6 separate regions of the Mus musculus genome follow, and regions 2, 3, 4, 5 and 6 are each linked to region 1. A link is a loop called in an ENCODE intact Hi-C map of the cell type or tissue named here. Cell type or tissue: heart. All regions are shown on one strand.

Evidence for each region. Peaks named below come from ENCODE experiments on the same cell type or tissue, not always from the same donor. Only the 100,000 strongest peaks of a DNase experiment are listed, where the experiment ranks them.
Region 2: it touches region 1 in a loop (7-fold over the local background); 20 of 42 quality-filtered maps call a loop at or near these places.
Region 3: a loop joins it to region 1, with 2.7 times the contacts of the local background. A loop is called at or near these places in 2 of 42 quality-filtered maps.
Region 4: a loop joins it to region 1, with 2.1 times the contacts of the local background. A loop is called at or near these places in 2 of 42 quality-filtered maps.
Region 5: a loop joins it to region 1, with 6 times the contacts of the local background. A loop is called at or near these places in 7 of 42 quality-filtered maps.
Region 6: it touches region 1 in a loop (5-fold over the local background); 21 of 42 quality-filtered maps call a loop at or near these places.

What each region holds. Positions count from the first base shown.
Region 1 is chr9:21,408,175-21,412,174 of GRCm38, reverse strand. Qtrt1 (queuine tRNA-ribosyltransferase catalytic subunit 1) reads right to left here and starts at 338. Exons shown (of 10, transcript NM_021888.2): 1 at 78-338. The coding sequence starts at 320. It overlaps Gm16853 (predicted gene, 16853), which reads left to right and starts at 455. Exons shown (of 5, transcript NR_045742.1): 1 at 455-728; 2 at 3,613-3,854. In heart, a CTCF peak has its summit at 2,074 (motif pointing right); DNase peaks (open chromatin) are centred at 374 and 2,094; H3K4me3 peaks cover 808 bases; H3K27ac peaks cover 395 bases.
Region 2 is chr9:21,311,175-21,315,174 of GRCm38, reverse strand. It overlaps Ap1m2 (adaptor protein complex AP-1, mu 2 subunit), which reads left to right and starts at 2,842. Exons shown (of 11, transcript NM_009678.2): 1 at 2,842-2,968. The coding sequence starts at 2,927. In heart, a CTCF peak has its summit at 1,708 (motif pointing left); a DNase peak (open chromatin) is centred at 1,664; H3K4me3 peaks cover 779 bases; H3K27ac peaks cover 496 bases; H3K27me3 peaks cover 1,850 bases.
Region 3 is chr9:21,150,973-21,154,972 of GRCm38, reverse strand. Gm35977 (a long non-coding RNA gene) reads right to left here. Exons shown (of 4, transcript XR_870568.3): 2 at 2,107-2,240; 3 at 1,302-1,496. Among named protein-coding and RNA genes, the nearest start is that of Gm39301, 2.7 kb to the left of the region's middle. In heart, a CTCF peak has its summit at 2,022; DNase peaks (open chromatin) are centred at 932, 1,412 and 2,122; H3K4me3 peaks cover 1,972 bases; H3K27ac peaks cover 2,120 bases.
Region 4 is chr9:21,239,689-21,243,688 of GRCm38, reverse strand. It overlaps S1pr5 (sphingosine-1-phosphate receptor 5), which reads left to right. Exons shown (of 3, transcript NM_053190.2): 3 at 1-772. Among named protein-coding and RNA genes, the nearest start is that of Keap1, 2.4 kb to the right of the region's middle. In heart, a CTCF peak has its summit at 2,144; DNase peaks (open chromatin) are centred at 2,148 and 3,291; H3K4me3 peaks cover 433 bases; H3K27ac peaks cover 276 bases; H3K27me3 peaks cover 1,486 bases.
Region 5 is chr9:21,222,814-21,226,813 of GRCm38, reverse strand. No RefSeq gene overlaps it. Among named protein-coding and RNA genes, the nearest start is that of Keap1, 15 kb to the left of the region's middle. In heart, a CTCF peak has its summit at 2,085 (motif pointing right); a DNase peak (open chromatin) is centred at 1,473; H3K4me3 peaks cover 1,178 bases; H3K27ac peaks cover 1,267 bases.
Region 6 is chr9:21,467,631-21,471,630 of GRCm38, reverse strand. It overlaps Dnm2 (dynamin 2), which reads right to left. Exons shown (of 21, transcript NM_001253893.1): 4 at 3,896-4,000; 5 at 190-288. Among named protein-coding and RNA genes, the nearest start is that of Gm46104, 3.9 kb to the right of the region's middle. In heart, a CTCF peak has its summit at 2,377 (motif pointing right); a DNase peak (open chromatin) is centred at 2,380.

The DNA of each region.
Region 1 (4,000 bases):
CCGGCACTGTGGGCCTTACTCAACAGACTTTTCCAAAGACCCCCTCGCCACCCACCCCCCAGATCGAATCCACACACCGGCCTCAGCCCCAGATGGTAGGTGTTGCCCAAGCAGATGCGGCAGCCCAGGGAGTCCAGCTGCTCCGTGGTGATACCCTTCATGGTGGCCTGTGTACCCACAGGCATGAACACAGGGGTGGCTACCGTTCCATGCGGCAGCCGCAGCTCACCCGCCCGAGCTCCGGAGCGACTGCACTCAGCGACCAGCCGCATTATTCGTGGAGCGGACTCAAGCGAACCTGGGCTGCCTACCGCCGCCATTTTCAGTCCCGGAACCACGTGGCCTGAGACCACAGAGGACAGCGCCGAGGTGCCCCGAATCACGTGATCTGAGAGCTATAGGGAACCATAGCAACTGACGCCACACCCTCCACACGCTTGGGTGCTCTACTTCCAGATCCCATAGCTGTCACCGTTCTAAGGCCCAGTGCCATGGCTTACCGAGTGAAGATACACAGCGCCAAGCCCGATGACCTGTCTCTGGGATCTACAAGACAGCCATTCAAATTCGCATGGGCGTACATACAATAAATGTATTTTAAACACTCCAAGACATGTTTTTCTGCTGTATAAAATACAACAGCCGGATATGATAACTCATCAGGAATCTCAAGATTTCAGAGGCTGAGGAAAAAGGATTATGTGCAGTTGGAGATCGACACCGGCACAGTGAGTTTCCTGCCAGCTTGGGCTACAGAGAGATCTCATCTCACAAAAAGGGAGGGGAAAAAAAGATGGAGCCAAGCCTGTTATTGTACTCCTTTGATACAAGGAAAGGTAGAGGCAGGTGGATCTCTGTGAGCCTATATAGCAAGCTCCAGGAAAGTTAGGGCTATATTGTGAACTACCTCAAAAAACAAGCAATAAAAAAGGCACTGTAGGGCACTACTGCAATCCCAGCACTTGGGAGGCAGAGGCAGGCAGATTTCTGAGTTCCAGGACAGCCAGGGTTACATAGAGAAGCCCTGTTTCAAAAAGCAACAACAACAAAAAACCCTAGCCAGACAAACAAAAAAACCTGATGGCTCAGCAGTTAAGAGCACCGACCGCTCTTCCAGAGGAACTGGATTCAATTCCCAGCACCCACATGGCAGCTCACAACTGTCTGTAATGCCGAAATCTGACATACATGCAGGCAAAACATCAATGCACATAAAATTATTTTTTAAAAAAAATCAGGGCTGGAGAGATGGCTCAGCGGTTAAGAGTACTGACTGCTCTTCCAGAGGTCCTGAGTTCAATTCCCAGCGACCACATGGTGGCTCACAATCATCTGTAATTGGATCCAATGCCTTCTTCTGAAACAGTGGCAGTATACTCAAATACAAAAAAAATCAAAAGCCGGGCGTGGTGGCGCACGCCTTTAATCCCAGCACTCAGGAGGCAGAGGCAGGCGGATTTCTGAGTTCGAGGCCAGCCTGGTCTACAAAGTGAGTTCCAGGACAGCCAGAGCTACACAGAGAAACCCTGTCTCAAAAAACAAAAAAACAAAACAAAAAAAAATCAAAATAGGGGCTAATGAGCACGTACCCAGAGGACATGGTACTCCTAGCACACACAGCCCCCTGTAACTCCATTTCCAGTGGATCTGATGTCCTCCTCTGACCAGGCAGGTAAGATGGTAGCACACCCACATTCAGGCAAAATACTTAAATACACAAAATAAATCTTTTAAACAAAAACAACCCAACTTTCTCCCTGGCATGCACAAGGCTCTGGGTTGAGTCCTCTGCACACATACTCACATAGCATACTCTTCATACATGTAGTCACTAACAATAGTCTGTCATTCTGTGTTCATTTACTAAGGACCTAGCATGTAGTCAGGCGCTCAGTCATTTTTTTGTCAAAGGATTCCTATCATTACAAAAAGAAATCTAATGCCCAGAAACTTGACCCTATTACTTTATTCAATGAGGGAGGTGTGTGTGTGTGTACAGTCACGTGTTCCCACTGCCCTGACCAGAGATTTAATAAAGATAGCCAAGTGATTTTCTGTCAATATAAACCGTATCTGCCACCTCTGCCGGCAGAGGGCACCATTGTCCCACAATATTCCCAGTGAGCTGCTATGCAGAACCTGCTATGATGGGCAGAGGTACTGGGTAGAATCTGAGTCTCTTGCAGTGAAAAAGAGTAAATGAATACCAATTACCAGAAGTTATAGGGCTGACTGAGCTTAGTCAGAATGCCTCAAGACACCGAGGCTGAGGAATAGTCAAGGCCCTTGTGCTTGTGTGAGCAGAGGCCAAGGGATGGTTAATAACCTGCTGTTGCTCTCCACCTTAATCCCCAGGCAGTGTCTCACTGAACCTGAAAGCAGCTTGGCAGTCAACCAGCCCCAGCGATCCTCATCTCTACGACCACTTCTCCATACACACAGTGCTGGTGTTCCAGGTCACAGCCCTGCTTTAGAGTGCTTACATTTATGCGTGTGGGTGTAACTGTCAGCGTAGATATACCCACACACTTGCCACAGCATCCTTGTGGAGGTCAGAGTACAACTTCCAGGAGTCTGTGCTCTCTGGTCCCAGGAAACCAAATCCAGGCTGTCATCTTTATGCATTTACTCAGCTCCCTAGACCTATGCCAGCTATTTAAGAATTTTATGTGTTTTGCCTACATGAACATATATGTACTGAAAGCATCCTGGAACTGGAGTTACAATTGTGAGCTCTCATGCAGATTTCTGGGACTAGAACTACTGAGATATCTCTCCGGTCCTGTATTGGTTATTTTTTGAGACAAGCTCTCACATAGTTCATGCTGACCTCACATTTACTACGCAGTAGCTGGTGTTGATCCTCTTGCTTTTTGGTCAAGGCAGGTTTTCTTTGTAGTCAGTCCAATCTGTCCAGGAATTTGCTCTGTAGACCAGGCAGGCCTCAAAGTCAAGAGATCCACCTGTCTCTGCCTACAAACTGCTGGGATTAAAAGCGTGCCAACCTGCCTCCACCTTTAAGTGCTAGCTCATAGTACTACCATAGTAGCTGGCAACTTTTTGGGTTGAGGCAGGATTTTACTCTGTAGATGATGCTGTCCTGGAATGATGCAGTCCAGGCTGTCCACTCACAGCAATCTCCACGCTTCAAAATTTTAGGTATAATCTTCTACAGCCAGCTTCGACATCCAACTTTTCCTGTTGTTCTCAAGACAAGGTTTCACTGTGTAGCCCTGGCTGTCCTAGGAGTCACTCTGTAGACCAGGCTGGCTTTTGCCTTGAACGCACAGAGATCCACCCGCCATCGTTGGGTTTATTGACAGGGTCTTAACATGTAACCCACCTGCCTCTGCCTCCTGGGTGCTGGCATTAAAGGCGTGTGGCCCCATACCCAGCACCCTATGTATGCTATTGAATTATCCGACAGACTAGGCTGGCTTGCCAGTAAACACAAAGGATCTATCTCTGCCTCCCAGTCCCAGGGTCAAAGAGGAAGCTCATTGCCATGGTCTGACATGTGCTAGGGGGCTCTGGTTTTATGTACCGACCTTTCCACCCCTTGAGTAGCCTTCCCTGGGTCTAGACTTTTTTTCCTTTTCTTTCTCCCTTTAGTGTTTTGTAGCCTATTCTGACCTCAAGAATCTTATACTCAAGTGAACTCACTAACCTCCAGTGGTTCGGAAACAAGGACTGAGCCTGGAGACACAGGCTGCACGAACCAAAGGAAAGTACCAGGGCACTTGAGCAGTGAACTCCAAGAGTGGCTGGTGGGACTAAAGGAAAGGATGGAAGACAAATGTCACTGCAAGCAGCTGTGCGACGCTGGATTGGAGAATGTAGGCTTTGCCATTGGGGTAAATATGCATGGGAGTAGTAGTAGCAGTTTAATGTCCTCAATGGGAGGAGAGCAGGGACCATCCTGAGCCCTCCCCTGCAATTAACAGCATTGGGAACTCCGCTTCAGCACAAGGGACAGCGGCACTATCGTTGCCAGGAGATT
Region 2 (4,000 bases), 97 kb after region 1:
AGTGCTAGGGTTAAAAGCTTGTGTTACCAGCCTGGCTTCTCTGGCTCTCTCCACACCTTGTATTTTGAGATGTGTGTGTGAGCTCAAGCATGTGTTTGTGTGTGTGTAAATGTGTGTGTGTATGTATGTATGTATGTATGTATGTATGTATATCACAGTGTCCTTGCAAGCAGGGAAGCCCCTGGAATCTGCCTATCCCACTCCCAGCAGAGGTGAGGCGAGCCCAGGCTGCCTGTGTCTGCTGATGATAAGGAAGGACTCCTCTCCTGGAGCCTATGAGCTGGAGCCAGCTAAAAGCTGAGGGGTTGAGCCCAGCTGGTAGATCATGGGTCTAGCATGCAAGAGTGTCTGGGTTCTAGCCCCAGCACCACGTAAACTGGGCACGATCGAGCATTCCTGTGATCCCCGCAGCACTGAGGCAGGAGGATAATGATTTCCAGGCTGTCTGGGACTATATTATAGCATTAATAACAAAACCAGACAAACAAAACTGTTGGACAATTTTACCCTCTTGGAGCCAAACTTCAGGCTCCCCATCTTGCCAATGGAAGATAACAGCAGCTCGCTGGTTCCCTCAAAGGGTTATCCAGAAAATGAGGGCTTGGCTTAGCCGGTAGAGCGCTTGCCTAGCATACACAAAGCCCTGGGTTCCCTCCCGATCACTGATCACTGCACCACATCAATGGACTGTGGTAGGGTATGCATGTCACCCTGTCCCTTAGAAGGTACAGAGGTGCTCAGGAGTTCAAGGTGATCCTTGGTTAAATATGAAGGCCTGGAATAGATGGTTGTGGTTGCTGGGATTTGAACTCGGGACCTTCGGAAGAGCAGTCGGTGCTCTTAACCACTGAGCTATCTCGCCAGCCCCCTAGATGGGTCTTTAAAAAAGGGTGTAGGGAAGGTATTTATGGCGAGCCTGAAGATAGTGCTGCAACTGGGGAGGGTTAGGCAGAAGACTTGGCAATTTAAGGTGAAAAATAAAAAAGCTGGGCGGTGGTGGCACAAGCCTTTAATCCCAGCACTTGGGAGGCAGAGGCAGGCAGATTTCTGAGTTCCAGTCCAGCCTGGTCTACAAAGTGAGTTCTAGGACAGCCAGGGCTATACAGAGAAACCCTGTCTTGAAAAAAAAGAAAAAAAGAGGGCTGGTGAGATGGCTCAGTGGGTAAGAGCACCCGACTGCTCTTCCGAAGGTTCGGAGTTTAAATCCCAGCAACCACATGGTGGCTCACAACCATCTGTAAAAAGATCTGACTCCCTCTTCTGGATTGTCTGAAGACAGCTACAGTGTACTTACATATAATAAATAAATGAATCTTTAAAAAGATTTAAAAGGAAAAAAAAGAGAAAAAAGGGGGAATTTAAGGTTAGCCTGTGCTATACATGAGGCCCCAGACAAAAACATTAAGGGCTGGGAATGTAATCAGGGGCACAGGGCTTGCCTGTCACCAGCAAAGGTGGGCGTTCCACCCCCTAGGACTGTCAAAACAACCAGAATAAGAGAATTGTGGCCTGATAACCCGGCTGTGTGGCCCTGAGACTGTCTGTGCTCTGCTTCCTCCCAGGTGGTGGCTGATAAGCTCTTCACACAGGCCCTCTGCTTTAGGACAATTGCCTTGGGAGATCCTCATAGCTGCATCTGGACTCCCGGCCTGTTAAAGGTCAGAGCCCGCACCGATGCCCAAACGGGCTTTGTCGCCCCCTGGCGGCTGCACAGGAAACGTTTCTTCCACAGCGGAGCGTCATGTAGATGGCTAGGCTAAGGTTTAGAGTGGGTTTTTTTCCCCATCACCTTCCGCAAAACGGTATCCCAGCAATGGGGAAGCAGAATGATCTTGAGTTTAAGGGTAGCCTGGGATATTAAAAAAAAAAGAATGAAATTAGAAAACGGAAAACAAAGTCAGACATGTTGGTTCGTGACTAATCACAGAACTTGTAAGGCTGAGGCCAGTCTGGACCACACAATGAGCTCCAGGCCATCCGGGCTATCTCAACCTTTCTTCTAGATTTTTTTTTTTTTTTTTTTTTTTTATGGTTTTTCGAGACAGGGTTTCTCTGTATAGCCCTGGCTGTCCTGGAACTCACTCTGTAGACCAGGCTGGCCTCGAACTCAGAAATTCGCCTGCCTCTGCCTCCCGAGTGCTGGGATTAAAGGCGTGCGCCACCGCCCGGCTTCTTCTAGAATTAATAACACAAAACAAATAAACAACACGAGCGAAGCATGGTGGCGCCTTTAATCCCAGCACTCGAGAGGAAGACGCAGGTGGACTCGAGGCCAGCTATGGCTACACAGAGAACTCTGTTTTGAAAAAAATATATACAACTAGCAGCAACAGCAATACTAATAATAACAACAGAAACAACGAAACAATTAAAATGTTTAGTGTGAGAAGGATTAACACTACTGAACATCTAGTGGTGGGCACCGGGTCACACATAGAAAAAGGGCCAAGTCCTGTTGAAACTGGTATGTGTGGGTGAGAGAACAAGTTACATAGACACACGAACAGGCTGATGCCCTGGTGGGTGGATGGATGCTTGATTGGGTGGATACGTGTATGTATGGGTGGGTTAATGTAGATGTGAATGTGTATACGTATGTGGAAGGGGGTGATGGATGGATGTGTGGGTGGGTGGGTGAGTGGAAGCGGAGCGTGAATGGATACATGGGTAGGCGGATGCGAGGATCGATGGAGAACTTGAGACAGGACAGCAGTCGCGGCTCCTGGACCAGCCTTGGCATTTGCCGCCGACCGTGCCTCTCACCTGGCGGCCTCCCCTTTAAGACGCATTCACCTGGCGGCCTCCCCTTTAAGACGCGCTCACCTGGCGGCTCACCTGGGCGAAGGCGCTTCCGCAGGAAGAAGGAAGCCGCAGCGCTGCCGCCTCTGCAGCTCGCTCTCGCCTCCTAGCTTCACGGACTGCCACCATGTCGGCCTCGGCAGTCTTCATTCTGGACGTCAAGGGCAAGGTGAGGCAGAGGGCGAGGGATCGAGGTACTCCGGGCGAGTCCGCGGGCCTAGGGCTCAGGACCAGGAGCCGGGAACCCGTCCTCTCCAGCCGTCTGTGGCAAGGGGCTTCACCTCTCTTAGAGTCATTTTCCGTGTTTGTAAAATGAGATGCCCACCATCTGAGCGCCCTGAACCAGTGAGCACAGTCCTTCTGCAACCCTGGGGCTCAAAAATGCGCCAAGTGTAACTCTCTGGCTATCCTAGCAAGCTTCTCCAGTGTCGATCAGAGCGGTAGAGATGAAAACAAGAGCCCTGTAATGCAATGACAGCCTGGTCATGTGCCTCAGTGGGCAGCTGGCTGGCCTAGCACACAGACCTAGGTAATGGTCCCAGCGCACTGCATAAGCAGCCATAATTCCAGCACTTGGAAGGTGGAGGCAGAAGGATCAGGAAATCAAGGGAGTTTGAATCGGGCCTGAGCTATGTGTGAGTGACACCCTCACTGTCTCAAAAACAAAACAGGCTCAACAAGCCCAGGCACCGGCTGCCTAAGCCTGGCGACCTGAGTTTAAGTCTCAAACCCAAGTGAAAGGGAATGGAGACCACACACACACAGACACCACACAGACACACACACATACAGACACACACACACACACACACACACACACACACACCAGGCATCAGCATGCTCCCTCACACACTATGCACACAGAAAATAATAGTGCCTGTGAAAAGAAGCTAGCAATAACGACAAGGGGGTCAGGTGTCCTACCATGCACCTGTCATCCTAGCTACTCTGGAAGCCGAGTCAGAGGGATGACCTGAGCTCAGGAGGGCAAGGCCAGCCTGGGCTACAATAGCAAGACAAAACAAAGAAATAGAATAACCTTGAACAAGAACAGCTTAGGAAGGGAGGTTCAGCTCCACTTCTCTGCTTTTTGTGGACATAGTTTAAAACCTCAACTCCTTCAGCCTGGAAAGTGGAGACAAAGACACCTGCCTCAAGGCTGAGAGGTGACAGGCACTGAAACTCCTCAGCAAAGATTCTT
Region 3 (4,000 bases), 260 kb after region 1:
ATAAGAATGATGATTCAAATCCTATGTAAGAGAGCAGCAAGGCAGGGTGGCTAGCACCTGTCTTCCTAGCACTTGGAGAGAGAGGCAGGAGGGTCAGGGGTCTAAGGTCAGCCTAGGGAACTTGAGACCCTGTCTCAAAAACAAAAACAGCCAGGTAGAATAACTAATTGGTTCATGATAACCCTTTTTCCTGTTGTCTAATTATCTGAATCAAGTCTGAATTTTAATTTCCTTTCACTTAATCAGGATTTTTTTTTCTTTAAAGACAGGGTCTCACTGTGTCCCTGACTATCCCAGAACTCATCCTGTTGCCAAGGCTTACCTGGAACTCACAACAGTCTGCCTCTGCCTCTAGAGTGCTGGGATTAAATGTGAGGGTTACCATCCCAGGAAAGACGTTGGTTTTTGAGACTGGATCTCCTGAAGCCTAGGCTGGCCTCAAACCCCATTGTCAGCCTGGAGCTCCCAGTCTTCCTTGCTGCCTCTATCTCCCAACTGCTGGGATGTCAGTCAGCCAACACCTCCATGCTGGCAGAATTTTCCTCATAATGGTCTAGTTTATATACAAAGACTTGTTTATAGATGGATCTTGCTCCCTGGCCGAGCAGGAACAGGGACCTAAGTGTGTCTCCTTTGCTGCAACTATGGTCTGGCCAAAGTGGCTGGTGTTTACAGTAGGTAGTTAGGGACAGGAATGAAATAAACAAAGAAATTTTGGAGCAAAGGCATGCTTGGCTCCTGTCCTGCCTTACTCTCAGCCTCTAAATAGCTGAAGAAATAGAAGCGCAGGAGCACACAACAAATGGCTGGGATCTCTGAAATCTCACTGCAGCTAAGTGATGTTTGCAGTGAGGATTCCCGCCTCCAGCCTTAGCCCAGCCCCCAAACAGTTCCTATTTCCCCTACCAGCATTCCAAAGAAATGAGACACAAGCTTTCTGCTCTGGGGGGAAGGTGGGCCACCAGGGATTCAAGAAAGGGAAACATCTCTAAGTAACTCGGGTTTGAGTGTCTTTCCCAGTCCCCAGGGGCTGGACACAGCTGGTAATGCTTGGTGATGTCACCGGAGGTCCCCGTTCCCAGCTATTAGGCAGGTCCAGTGTCAGGAACCTAGTTGGAAACACACCCACACAGAGCACAGAACGAGGTGATGTGGAGACCCTACAGGAACGTACCAGCCAAGAGTGGAGTGGATTATTGCTTTCTTGGAGAGTTAGAGGAAATCCATGATCTAGATGTCCTACCTTCCGGGAGTCAGCGCCCCCACCCACTTCCCTATACAGCTGACAATCCACAACTTACCTTGCTAGGAAAAGGGGCTGGAGAGAAGAGCCCCGCCCTCTCTGGCCTGGGGTCAGGACAGTGGGAGGGGACGGGTGTCCAGACCCTTTGTTTGCTGCTAGGTGTGGGTATATGGGAGACCCTCCAGATGTATGTCGGTCATGCGCGTGCCCAGGCTGGGATAGACTGCTCCTGCTGCTGTGGTGAATTGCCAAGCTGGAGGAAGAGGTGGGGAAGAGAAAGGGGACTCGCCAGCTCTTCCCACCCACTCAGGAGTTTGAGCGCGAGGGGGAGGGGCCACAGCGGGTAAGGGTTTTTATGCCCACCAACCCTGCGGTTCCATGGACAGGAAACACCCCCAAATCTGCAGATCTTTATTCGTTTCAGAAAGCCCCCTCTCCAACAGCTCCGGAAAAGTTGGGGAGGGACCCTTCCCAAGCCAAAAGGCTAGCACTCCTCTCCTTCCACCTGACACCATCGCAAAATACATCCCTTAATCTGGGATATTCCTGGTTCCAGGATGCATCGTGAGTTTCTAAATCCTGTTCAAAGCATTGAAAAGGATGTGCGACCCTGAGTACCTCAAACTAAGATAAAATGGACTCCTTCAAGCCCCAGCCGAAATACAGAGGTTAAGGGGAGCTGGAAGAGGCTGTGGACAACTCCATAAAGTGAAGACCAGAAAAGACCTGTCCAGTGCCTTCGGGGGTCCCCCTAGGGGTAGGGCTGTCAACACTGTCGCTGCTTAAACCTTAGCGACACCCAGAGGCGGAGAAAGGAGACATTTTTAGGTGAGGGATTCTGGAGGGCTGCAGGAACTGCTTACACGAGTGGGAGTGGCGCGCGTGGTGGTGGTGGTGGAGTATGAAGACTGTGTTAATCACCATCTGCTTCTGATCCCCACACAAGGCGAAGTCTGTAGCATCCGGCATGTACCAACCCTGACTGAAATATTGCTTTCTGTCCCAGAGCAGGGTTAAGTCAGAGGGCGCTCCGCTTGCAGCAACACCAAGACTAAAGACATGAGTTTAATACCTGGGATCGCCATTGGGGAAGAAGACAACTGACTCCCGGAAGTTGTTTTCTGACTTCAACATGTGCATTCTAGAACTCACCATCTTCCCCATAAATAAATCAATCTAATATTTCTTTCTTTCTCTGGCTATCCTGGTACCCACGAGGTAGACAAGCTGGCTGCCTCCACCTCCCGAGTGTGCCACCACCACCAATGAATGAATGTAATTTCTTAAGTACTGGAGCTGATGAGATGGCTCAGTGGGTAAAGATGCTGGCTACCAAAGCTGGACGACTAAAATTTGATTCACAGGGCCCACAAGGTAAAGAAGAGAACTAACTCTAGTAAATTATCTTAAGACCTTCACATTGTGCACCCTGCCTGGTGTGCGTGCCTAACACAAACACACACACACACACACACACACACACACACACACACCGAACGCACGCTCAGACTTTTTCTTTTTTTGTTTTCTTTTTTTTTTTTGTTGTTTTTTGTTTTGTTTTCTTTTTTTCCCACGGGACAGGGTTTCTCTGTATAGCCCTTGCTGTCCTGGAACTCACTCTGTAGACCAGGCCGGCCTTGAACTCAGAAATCCGCCTGCCTCCGCCTCGCAAGTGCAGGGGTTAAAGGCGTGCGCCACCACTGCCCGGCCAGACTTTTCCTTTAAAGGCCTGAGCTGGGGAGACGGTTTAGTGCCACCAAGCCTGATGAACTGAATTTGATCAGTGGGATTCACATGGTGGAACAAAACTGACTCCAGAAAGTTGTTTTGATGTTCACATGTGTACAAACACATACAAAATTAATAAAATGTCATTTTAAAAACCTCCTTATTTAGCTGAACATGGTGGTGCACACCTTTAATACTAGCACTTGAGAGGCAGAAGCAGGCGGATCTCTGAGTTTGAGGCCAGCCTGGTCTACAAAGCAAGTCCAGGACAGCTGGTTACACTAAGAATCCCTCTCTGGGGGTAGGGTGTTGGGGAGAACAGAAAAAAAACCCTGACTTATTTATTTTATGTGTATTGTGTCTGCATATATGTCGGTGTGAGTATCAACCCTTCTGGAGCTGCAGTTACAGACAAATGTGAGTTGCTATATGGGTGCTGGGAATTGAACCTGGGTCCTTTGAAAGAGCAGCCAGTGCTCTTAACTACTGAGTGGTCGCTTCAGCCCCTAAGATGTAATTTAAAATTTTATTTATTTACTTATTTATTTAGCCAGGTGGTCCTGCTATATGCCTTTAGTCCCAGCATTTAATCTTCAGAGGCAGAGGCAGTCAGAGCTCTGAGTTCTAGGCTATTCTGGTCTATAGAGTGAGTTCCAGGACAGCCAAGGCTACACAGAGTAATTCTGTCTCAAAACAAACAAACAAACAAACAAACAAATAAATATTTTTTAAAATTTAAGGGCAGATCTGGTGTAGTGGGGCACACCTTTAGCCCCAGCACTGGGGAGAAGAGGTAGAAAGATCTGTTAGTTTGAAGTCAGCCTGGTCTACATAGTGAATTCCAAGACAGCCAGAGCTGTCTTATATACAGTGAGACTCTGGTGGGGGTGGGGGTGGGGTGGGAATTAAGGGCAAACATGATTAAAAAAAACAAATTGTATATTAATGTTTTGTCTGCAAGTATATCTGTCCACCACATGCATGCCTGGTGTAGTCAAAGGCCAAATGGGGACATAATATATATATCCT
Region 4 (4,000 bases), 170 kb after region 1:
TCCATATGGCTGCAGCAGAAATTGAGGAGCAGGAGATGAAAGGGCAGGTTGTGGGGAAGTCTTGTTGGTTCTGAGGAAGTCCTTAGGTTTGGCTCTGAGTGAAGTGGGAGCCATAGAGAATTCTAAACAAAGGAGGGACTCTCCTGGATTCAGACCTCCACAGGTACCCTGTGACTACCAAAGTTCAAGGGGAATGGCTAAAAGATGAAGGGATAAAGGAGAGCGGGGCTCCAAGAATGCTCAGAACCAGGTGATGTCTAGATAAGAGTGTGCTAAGGGCTGGCAGGAGTAGTGGCTGGCTACAGAGGAAACAGAGCTGTGGACAAAGGTAAGCCTAGGTCTGGAAATTTGGCTCTGGAGACTGTCAGATATCAGCTGCCAAACTTCCAGAGTGTGGACAGGTTCTTCATACAAATTACAACCACAATAAAAACAATTCAAGGAGTTGTCCTTACTGGGATCTTTCAGAATCTATTCATTCATCTATTGATTTTTTTTTTTAATTTTCCCCCAGAAAGTTGTAACTATCCTCTTTAAAAGTGTTTATTTATTGGGGTTGGAGAGATGGCTCAGCAGTTAAGAACACTTGTTACCCTTGCAGGGGACCTGTGTTCCATTCCCAGCACCCAAGTGGTGATTCTGGCAACTTCAGTTCCAAGGTTATCTGATGCCCTCATCTGACCTCTGAGGGCACCAGGCATGCACATGGTACAAAGATTGAATGCAGGCAAAACTCTCATACAAACAAGCTAAATAAATCTTTTAAAATGTTTAAAATTGTTTATTTATTCATTGTTTATTTTGAGAGAGACACTCACTATGCAGCCTCAGATGGCCTGGAACTCACTAGGTAAACCAGGCTGGCCTGGAACTTCTGAGTGCTAATTTGGGCTGCGCAGGGTGGGGTGGGGGTGGGGGTGGTCCTGGATATGCCTTTACTTTACAGCAACATCATTTCAGGCCAGCCTGGGCTACATAGTGAGACTGTGTCTTTTTGTTTTTTGTTTTTGTTTTTGTTTTTCGAGACAGGGTTTCTCTGTGTAGCCCTGGCTGTCCTGGAACTCACTCTGTAGACCAGGCTGGCCTCGAACTCAGAAATCCGCCTGCCTCTGCCTCCCGAGTGCTGGGATTAAAGGCATGCGCCACCATGCCCAGCTTGAGACTGTGTCTTAAAAGCCTTTATCTACTTATGTATTTTGTGCCTGTGTATATGTACGGGTACCCATTGGGCACAGCAGGAGTGCAGGCGGAGGTCAAAGGACAGCTTTCCTCAGTCGGTTTTTTCCTTCCAGCACAGGGATCCTAAGGATCCAACTCAGGCTGTCATTCTTGCCAGCAAACACCTTTATCCCCCGAATATCCTTTGCCCTACCATCTCACCCCCACCCCTGTTTGCTTTGCTTTGCTTTCTCACTAATTATGACAAACATCTACCGATTCCCTACGGTGAGAAGCTCTTTTAGACTGTTCATCAGCCTTCCCCAACCAGATTCAGAACAGCATCACCTGACTCGCCCATCCTGCAAATAGTGCCCCCTCATGCCTGCTCCCTGCTCCTACCCGCTTCCCCCCATACCCCCCACAGACAGCATAGGTTTAAACTGTTCATTAAACTTGTATGTCAACTTCGGCCATGTTCATCTGGTTCATATTCATGCGAGGTCCTTGACACCAATGACAAGGTTGCTCTGTGCCGTGGACAGGTTCCTGGACTCAGATGGTTCTGCACGTCGAGGCTGCTCCTGTGCACTCCAGGTTCAGCATGAGCACACACCCCGCAGCCCCCACACTGAGACAACGCTTCTTGTACCCAGACTGACTTTAAATATACTACGAAGCCAAAAAAACGACTTTATACTTGTGAATTTTGTTTCCTGTGAGCAAAGGTGTGCTCTGCCACACGTGGCTTATGCTGTGTGGCGACAAAACCCAGTCCCAGCCCTCAACCTCCATTTGGTAGATGAAGAAACTAACAGATTTCCCTTGCCCCAGGGTCTTAGTACGGCTTTACCCTTGGGACCCCCATGCAGGAGGGGCTTGCCTGGTATTCGCTGCTCTTAGTCTAAGATTCCCTTGAAGTCTCTGGGTGTGGGCGCCACCTTGCAGTAGCTCTGAGAATTGCCTGGGTTCTGCTTTTAGCCGCTGGTTAAGGAACAGCGCGTCCCTTGAGGTAATTCTGGGAACTGCAAGCAGAGTGAAAGCAGGTGGTGAAGGGGATGCGCTCAGGTTGGGATTGCGGGCCAACTTGCATAAAATGAATTTTTTCCCCAGAAGTTCGCGAAAAGCTAGCAGGGGTGAGGGGTGGGGATACAGTCCGGCTGGCTCCCAGAGACCCTCCCTCAGATCTCATATCTTTCCTGGTGTGTTGGCTTGGTGGTTTAACAGTAGGGAACTTAGAGATTCTGATATTAAATTTAAAAAGTACTCAGTTCCCTATTTAAATACCAAATTTAAAAAGCACTGTTGGGATTTGTAGAGACCTTCCAGACATATTCTGTGGGAAAATGACCTGAGATGGGTTTTTTGGTTGTTGTTTTTTGCCATTTTGATTTTGGAAGAGGGTCTCACTATGTAAGGCAGGCTGTACCACTTTGTAGCCAAGGACGTCCTTCACTTTTCTGATCCTTCTCCTCCAGCTTCCTGGGTGCTGGCATTACAAGTGTGTCCCAATTTCAGCTGTCCTGCATTTTTGTTGTTGTTTTGTTTAAATTATTAAGTTAATAGAACAAAGTAAGGTTTTACCATGCAGTCCAGGCTGGCCTGGAACTTGCTATGAGCCCTGGCTTGTCTCAAATTCACAGAGATCCACCTGTCTCTGCTTCTTCTAAAATTAAGGGTATACGACACCATGCCTGGCTTTCCTTGCCTCCCTGACCCCAGACAGAGTCTCACTGTGTAGTCTGGGCTGTTCTCAAACATTCAACCCTCTGCTTCAGACTCCCGTGGTAAATTTCTTTTGAAACTATCCTTTTCTTTGATATTTATTCATTTGTTTTCTGATATAAGGTCTTGCTAGGTCGAGCAGGCTTACTGTGAACTGGAGGTAATCCTCCTGCTTCAGTGCCCTGGTGGCTGGGATTACAGATGTGTCCCCTCAATATTCTTATTTTTAGATTTATTTCCTTTTATGTACACGAGTACTTTGCTTGCCTGTATGTCTGCGCACCACCTACCTGCATGGTGCCCACAGAGGTCAGAAGACAGCATGGGGTCCCCTTGAACTGGAGCTATGGATGGCTGTGAGGCATCGTGGCAGTGGACTCCAGGTCCTCTGCAAAAGCAACACGTGTTCTAAACCACCTTTCCTGGTTTTCCGAGACAGGGTTTCTCTGTGTAGCCTGGCTGTCCTGGAACTCACTGGGTAGACCAGGCTGGCCTCTGCCTCCCAAGTGCTGGGATTAAAGGCGTGCGCCACCACGCCTGGCTTAACTTTATGTTTCAAAGTTAATTTATGTGTGTATGTGGAGGTTATCGGACAACAACCTGAAGGAGGAAGCTTTCTACTACTATGTGAGTACCAGAGGTGGAACTTAGGTGGCCAGAATTGGCCAGACGCTCCTTTACCCACTGAGCCATCTTGATAGTTCAAGAAAATAACTTTCTCTCATAAATGCCATATGCAGCAAATAAGTATCTCTTACCATTAAAAATATATAAAGATGTTACGAGAAATACAAAGAGGCAGCTCTGGGCATTCCAACACTCCAACACCCTCAGATGAATGCCATACCTCTCCTCATGAAAACATGAACACACAGAGAGGAGAGTGTGTCTCTGGAGCACTCGAGCTGCACTTTGCAGGCTCCACATAGGGGAAGAGAATCAGTTTCTGCCAGCCGTCCCCGACCTCAACACAAGCACACACACAAATTAATGTACACAAAGCCCAGAGTGATATCCCAGCCTTTAACCACAGCACACGAAGGAGGCAGAGGCAGAGGCAGGAAGGTTTCTGTGTGTTCAAGGCCAGCCAGGGCTATGTAATGAGGCCTGTCTCAAA
Region 5 (4,000 bases), 190 kb after region 1:
GTGAATGTCAGAGCTCGGGCTCAGATGCAATTCCTCCCTGGGAACTGTCTAGCGTGCTTTCTGAGATATGATCTACTAGGGCCTGGAGCTGACTGATCAGGCTGGAGGGTCTGGCCAGGGCCTCAGGGCCTCCTACCTATTTCCCTCAACTAGGATTATGACTGTACAGCTGTTTTTTCTTTTTCCAGACAGGGTTTCTCTGTGTAGTCCAGGCTGTCCTGGAACTCACTCTGTAGACTGGCCTTGAACTCACAGAGATCCACCTGCCTCTGCCTCCCAAGTGCTGGGGTTTAAGGATATAAAGGATATGTCACCACCACTGCCACCACCCAACGGAAAGCATATTTCTCATTTAATTTGATTTTAATTTTTTAAAGATTTATTTATTTATTATGTGTAAGTACACTGTAGCTGTCTTTAGACACACCAGAAGAGGGCGTCAGATCTCATTACAGATGGTTGTGAGCCACCATGTGGTTGCTGGGATTTGAACTCAGGACCTTTGGAAGAGCAGCCAGTGTTCTTAACTGCTGAGCCATCTCTCTAGCCCCTGATTTTATTAAGTTAAAGAGAAAGAGAGAGAGAGAGAGAGAGAGAGAGAGAGAGAGAGAGAGAGAGAACAACTAACTTGAAGGAGTCAGCTGGGAATCGATCAACTCAGGCTTAGTGGGTATCCTTACCTGCTGAGCCATTTTGCCAGCCCAAGATCTTGTCTTTAAGCAAAACAACAACAAAAAACAAAAACCAAATCCTCACAGTGGTCCGGGGAGATGGCCCAGTGGATAAAACACTTACCGCACAGGAGCACTATCTCAGATTGGATCCATTCGCCCAGCTCTCCCTACTGGCTGAGTCTTGGAGACCCTGCCTGGGGAAAATAGGGTGGAAAGCCATGAAGTCAGGATGTCAAGTTGAGGGCTCACAAAAGCACCCAAACACACTTGCAAGCATCTACGTATATCTGCATGTATACATAGATGTGCAAAACCCAAAAACCTAGTTTGAGTAATGCGGCGATGGTGCACACCTTTAAACCTTTAATGACAGCACAAAGGAGGCAGAGGCTCGTGAGTCTCTGAGTTGGAGGCCAGCATGGTTGACAGAGTGAATTTCAGGACAGCCAGGGCTAAGCAGAGAAATCCTGTCTTAACCCCCCCCCCCCCAACTTAGTCCCACTGCAGGAAAGAATTGCAATCAGGCAGGGCAGTGGGAGAGCCCTATGCAAAGCCCCAGTCTCAACCCCAGCATGGCCATAAATCAATAAATTCACCAGCCAACGCGGGAGGGGCAGGTGGACGGGGGTCAAACTGAAACCTCAAAGATCATGAGGTTGGTACCTCTTAGATCAACAGGCTTGGCTAGAGACAGGCGTGCATCGGGGAATCCTAGGCAAAATGCGAAAGGCTTCGGCTGTCATCCAAGGGCGAGGTTGTGGTGATTCAGGTTCAGCGCGTGTGGGTAGGCACGTACTGCAGAAGGCTAGAAGAGAGCTGATTGGAGGAGTGAAGCCAGTGATAGATGATTAACAAGTTCCGACTTTCTCGTCGACTCTCCCTCTTCCTTTCCCTCTATCCCCCCGTCCCCCATCACTATTCTGGTGCTAAAATCCAAAGTCTTGTAGGTGCTGGGTAAGCACACTGCCCAGCCAGCCACTGCCACAAGCCCTCTGGGGACGAGGCGGGGCGGGGCGGGGCGGACGAGGCGGGCGGGGTTTCCAGGCAGGGACTCTATTACTGAGTTATCCTACCCCTTCATATCCTCACTGGGGAATTCTTGCAAAGCAGGGGGTTCGACTACAGGTGGCTGAGAGCCACCCAACGTGAGTGCCTCGCATCACTTCAACTTTTTTTTTTTTTTTTTGAGACAGGGTCTTTGGCCTAGAATTCACTACACAGAACCTCAAACTCAGAGATCCACTTGCATCTATCTCCCAAGCCCCGGGGTAAAAGGCTGCGCCACTGCGACCTGCTGTCATTCATGCTTTTATTTATTATATGTATATGAGTACACTGTAGTTGTCTTTAAAAAAAAATTATTTCATGTATTTGAGTACACTGTCCTCTGAAGACCCACCAGAAGAGGGCATCAGATCCCATTATAGATGGTTGGGAGCCACCATGTGGTTGCTGGGAATTGAACACAGGACCTCTGGAAGAACAGCCAGTGCTCTTAACCGCTGAGCCATCTCTCCAGCCCAAAGATTTATTTTATGTCATTCGTGCTTTTAAGGACGGCATTCTGATGGGGTCTGCTCAGCGAAAGCTTATTCAGTAACAAAGCAGCAAATTCAGGTGTCTGTGCTCACTTGCCGATGCCACGCTGTCTACGAGGCAAGTCTATGGTCACACTGGGGGGTGGGGGTTGTGCTGAGGGAAGCAAAGGGTTGTAGTTACAGCAGGTATGTGAGCTCAATGCTATCGAAGAGGACCCAGGTGTGGTTCCCACCACCCGTGCCAGGCAGCAAAAGGGAAGCCAAAAAAATCAACGAGAAAGGGGAAAATCAACTTCCTATAGAGCGGGAAGCTCGGCCCAGAACTACAGTCACAATGGAGGACCACACACACATCCCCTCCCTGACTAAGCATCCAAAATGGCTGTGAAGTCTGTGTGGTAGGCACAGTCAGCCGCCAATCTTCTGGCTCTGATGTCATCTTCAACGCAGTCCTAAGAAACAGCAAATCAGAGCTAGCCAGGTTTACAAACGTCAACTGAGAGGCAGGGCTTGCCGGGATCTGAAACCTAACAAGGTCATGGTTCTCCTGTATATTCAATGCTGCTGGGATGTTCTCTGATACCTTGAACAAAACCAGTTTGGGGAGGAAAAAGCCTGTTTCAGCTTACATTTACAGTTCCATCAGTGAGGGAAGTTAGGGCAGGGACTCAAGGCAGGAGCTCCAAGCAGAGACCATCAAGGAGAGCAGCTTCCTGGTTCAGTTCCCAGCCTCTGCTCAGCCCAGGATTTGCTACCTAGGATGGTACTACCCACAGAGAGTGCTCTTACACCAATTAGCAGTCAAGAAAATTCTTCACAGGGCATGGTGGCACACACCTTTAATCCCAGCACTCAGTAGGCAGAGGCCAAGGGCTCTCTGTGAATTAGAGGCTAGTGTTCCATGACAGCCTCTGATAAGCCTGGGCTGTCAACTTGGCAGCTGAAGCTAACTAGGAGGTCATTTAAAAAAAAAAGTTTGGGCTGGTGAGATGGCTCAGTGGGTAAGAGCACCCGACTGCTCTTCTGAAGGTCCAAAGTTCAAATCCCAGCAACCACATGGTGGCTCACAACCACCCGTAATGAGATCTGATGACCTCTTCTGGGCTGTCTGAAGACAGCTACAGTGTACTTACATATAATAAATAAATAAATCTTTAAAAAAAAAAAAAAAAAAGTTTATGGGCTGGAGAGATGGCTCAGCGGTTAAGAGCACTGACTGTTCTTCCAGAGGTCCTGAGTTCAATTCCCAGCAACCACATGGTGACTCACAACCATCTGTAATGAGATCTGATGCCCTCTTCTGGTGTATCTGAAGATAGCAACAGTGTTCCCACGTACATGAAATAAATAAATAAATCTTTAAAAAAAAAGTTTATATATGGGCTGAAGAGATGGCTAAGGTTAAGAGCACTTGTTGATTTTCCAGAGCACCTGGGTTCAATACGCAGCACCCACGTGGCAGCTCACAACCCTCTGTAGTTCTGGGGGATCGGAAGCCCTCTGCTGACCTCCAAGGTTGCTGTCAAAATCTCCATATACATAAAGCTAAAAAAAAAAAAACTTAAAAAAATTTAAAAAAATCTCTTTCTCTCTCTCTCTCTCTCTCTCTCTCTCTCTCTCTCACACACACACACACACACACACACACACACAGGCGTGGTGGCACAGGCCTTTAATCCCAGCACTCGGGAGACAGAGGCAGGCAGATTTCTGAGTCTGAGGCCAGCCTGGTCTACAAAGTGAGTTCCAGGACAGCCAGGGATACACAGAGAAACCCTGTCTCGAAAA
Region 6 (4,000 bases), 59 kb before region 1:
CCTGGAATTCCTGACCCCAACCCCACCTCCAGAGTGCTGGGATTACAGCAAGTACCGAGCACGAGTGTGGCTGCATACCTGCTTCTTAGTGTTCCAGAAAACAGCTGTAATGTAGAAACACTGTGTCCAGAGGAGAACCACAAAAGATACACCCCTGATCTGTGGCCCACCCCAGCCCTGTGTACATACCTCTTCTCAAGGGCAGTAGCTTGTTTTCCAGGACATCCCTGGCGTCTGTGCCTTCATCCATCAAGTCTAGCTTGGTGATGACACCGATGGTCCGTAGGCCTGAAAGAGTCCAGAGGTCAGAAGGGATCATGATCAAGGGCCCTTGGGGCCCTCTACAGTCCAAGAGACAGGGACAAGCCATGGTATCTTTTGCCTGGACAACTGTTGGCAGAGTATAAAATGACAGTTACTGCTCTAGTGACAGAACACTGGTAAGCGCATAACAAGACCCCAGCAGAACCAATGAACATCACGGAAACTAGAATCCCCCCTGCCCATTCTCAACATCACATTTGAACCTGAGCAACCTGGCCCAATTACTACTCCAAGGACCAGCCCATCAAAGTTCTCCCCAAGTCAACCAGAGTTAGCACATCCCACAGCAAAGCCACACCACCAAATAAATCCACTGTGCTTCTCAGCCTCCCTTGCTCCCGGATCCCTAGTTTGGGGTCCTGACCACGGTTCACCCGAGCAGTTTATAAGCTGAGCTTCCAAGCCAGGGTAGAAGCCCATGTACTCCATGGACTTGCCTTAGCATTCAGAAACCCTAGGTCGACCCTGTGCCAGGTGAGGTGCGGAGCACTTGCCAAGGAGCCTGGGCTCTTTCCTAAACATCTGGTTACACTGAGCCTGCAAGGTGTGCACCCGTGACCTCAGCCCTCGGGAGGTAGACTCAGGAGGATCACAAGTTTAAGGTCATCTCCCACTAAACAGAGTTTGAAGCCAATCTGGACCACAGAAGATCCTGCCTAACTAACAAGAACCACCTGATACATAAGGAACCCAGGCACCGGCTTGGACACACCTGTGAATGTGTTGCCTGTATGTTCCATGTGTGCAAGACACACAGAGGCTAATGGAGGCCCACAGAAGACTGGGATCAACTTGGCCATCACAGGTGACTACCTTAGCTGGCACTATTGTGAAGTGGGTACACCTATAAGAATTCATAGTTGATAGGGAAGAGGCCACACTATGGAGAGAAATGAGTGGAGAGGGGCCTGAGCCATGGTTGCCCAGGAAGCCAGCTGCTGAGAAGAGAGACAGTGAGGGTGAGGAGAGGGTAACTGTACAATGGGGCCTGCCCACAGAGTAACACACTATCACTATAATATAAAGTAGGGCAAGGCATGGTGGCTTGCTGTAATCTTAATATTTGGGAGGGGGAGGCAGGTAGAATCTGATACTGAGACTGCCTTGGTCTACACAGTGAAGTACAGGTAAGCCAGGGCTACATTCTGAAACCATGATTGAAAAATAAACAAAGAAAAGTTGCAATCAACAAAAGCAATGACCACAGAGGCACAGACAGAAATAAGGAGAGACTGTCCTCTTAAAAAATAAGTTTACGTGTAAGAAAAACTTTGAAAGGAACTGTGGCCAGCGCTATCTACATGGAAAAAGGGAGCTTTGCAGGCTCCTGATTTTTCCATGGTAACTTTTCTGTAAAAACCATGAGTATTTTCAAAGGCAAAAAAAAAAAAAAAAAAAAAAAAAAAAAAAAAAAAAAAAAAAAGAAAAGAAAAAAGAAAAAAAGAAAAGAAAAATGTGCTCACAAATGGTGACCGCCTGCACTGCCCTGCTAATGTTTGCCATGGCCACGCCCACTGTGTGTGGACAGCGGACAGCACGGCTGGATGGGCTAAGAAGCTCCTGACGAGGGCACACAGCCCTACCTGCAGCTCATTCTGCGGCCTCACAGGCCTCCTCTGCTCAAAACCCCACCCGGACTCTCCCAGGGTGTGTGCGCCCTTCTCTACTTTTCCAGGTTTTATTTCTTCTTGTTTTTTGAGAGAGGTTCTCCTGTAGCCCAGGCTGGCCTCTCAGTGTAGCAGATGATGAAATCTTGATCCCCCTGCCTTCACCTCTAGTGTGCGGCACCACACCAGCGTCACAGAGTGCTGGGATCCTGCCTGCTTGACAGGCACACACCAACAGAGCTACTCCAGGCCCAGACGTTCTCATCTCACCAGATACAACTGCACAATGCAGACAGATGTGCCTGGAATTATAACTGTGTCCTGGGAGGGCTCTGCTAAAGACTGGGTCTTATTGATTTATATATGCCATTAGGTCAACTAAGTTATGTGTGTGTGTATGAGTGTTTGGTGTGCATGTATATTTGTGTACCATGTTGTACCTGCAGAGGCCAGAAGAGGGCATCAGATCCCAGGAATTGAAACCACAGATTGTTGTGGGCATCGTATGGGTGCGGGGACCGAACCCATGTTCTCTGCAAGAACAGTTAAGTGCCAGCCGGGCGTGGTGGCACATGCCTTTAATCCCAGCACTCGGGAGGCAGAGGCAGGCGGATTTCTGAGTTCGAGGCCAGCCTGGTCTACAAAGTGAGCTCCAGGACAGCCAGGGCTATACAGAGAAACCCTGTCTCGAAAAACCAAAAAAATAAAAAGAACAGTTAAGTGCCATCCACCAAGCCCTTTCTAGACAGGGTTTCACTGTGAAGCCCTGGCTAGACTTGAACTCAAGGGGATCCACCTGCCACTGCCTATCAAGTTCTGGGATTAAAGGCGTGTGCTACCATGTCCAGCAGAAAGTACTCTTAACAGATTCTCAGATCAAACCCAGATAATCATTCATTCTGGGCACCTCTGATCAAACCCAGATAATCATTCAAGCTGGGCACCTCTGAACGGACAACCCCTCACTGGGGTTAAATCTGCAGACTAAAATGTGGGTCTTAAATGTCTCTCAAAGGCCCGTGTGCTAAGCTGTCTGTAGAGGAGAGCCACTGAGAGGTGGTGAAGTGAGGTCTCCTTGAAGCTTGTAGGTCGCTGGGGTCACTTGAAGCATCACACTTAAAGGGATCCCTTGTCTTTTTCTTCTTTTTTTTGTTTTGTTTTGTTTTGTTTTTTCGAGACAGGGTTTCTCTGTGTAGCCCTGGCTGTCCTGGAACTCACTTTGTAGACCAGGCTGGCCTCAAATTCAGAAATCCACCTGCCTCTGCCTCCCTTGACCTTTTCTTATTCCATGTTGCTCCCCACGTGCACAGGAAAGTGTTATCTGCTCACAGGCCCAGCAGCAACAAACCACCAATCACAAGAGGACACTCTGAAACCAGGAGCCTAACTAACCCTGTATGCTCTTTAAAAGACAGTGACTCTCCAGGGCCTAGCAAACACAGAAGTGGATGCTCACAGTCAGCTAATGGATGGATCACAGGGCTCCCAAGGGAGGAGCTAGAGAAAGTACCCAAGGAGCTAAAGGGAACTGCAACCCTACAGGTGGAACAACAATATGAACTAACCAGTACCCCGGAGCTCTTGACTCTAGCTGCATATGTATCAGAAGATGGCCTAGTCGGCCATCATTGGAAAGAGAGGCCCATTGGACACGCAAACTTTATATGCCTCAGTGCAGGGGAACGCCAGGGCCAAAACGTGGGAGTGGGTGGGGAGGGTAGTGGGGGGGAGGGTATGGGGGACTTTTGGGATAGCATTGGAAATGTAAATGAGGAAAATACCTAATTAAAAAAAAAAGGAAAAAAAAGAAAAAAAAAAAGACGGTGGCTCTGTCACAGTGTTGGTTATAGTGATGTGGTTACAGGGAATGCTGAATCTCAGGAGGCTTCTAACACAACTGTGACAGAAAGCACCTCAGGGAGGGGACCCAGCACTACTGGCTGCTGCCCAGTGCGGGCGGTTACCTTGGGGGTCCACCTCCTTGGCCAGCTTGAGGGCGTCTGAGTTGGCCAAGTCCATGTTGGCAGGTGTGACGGCAAGAATGAGGCTGCTCTCGCGGCTGATGAACT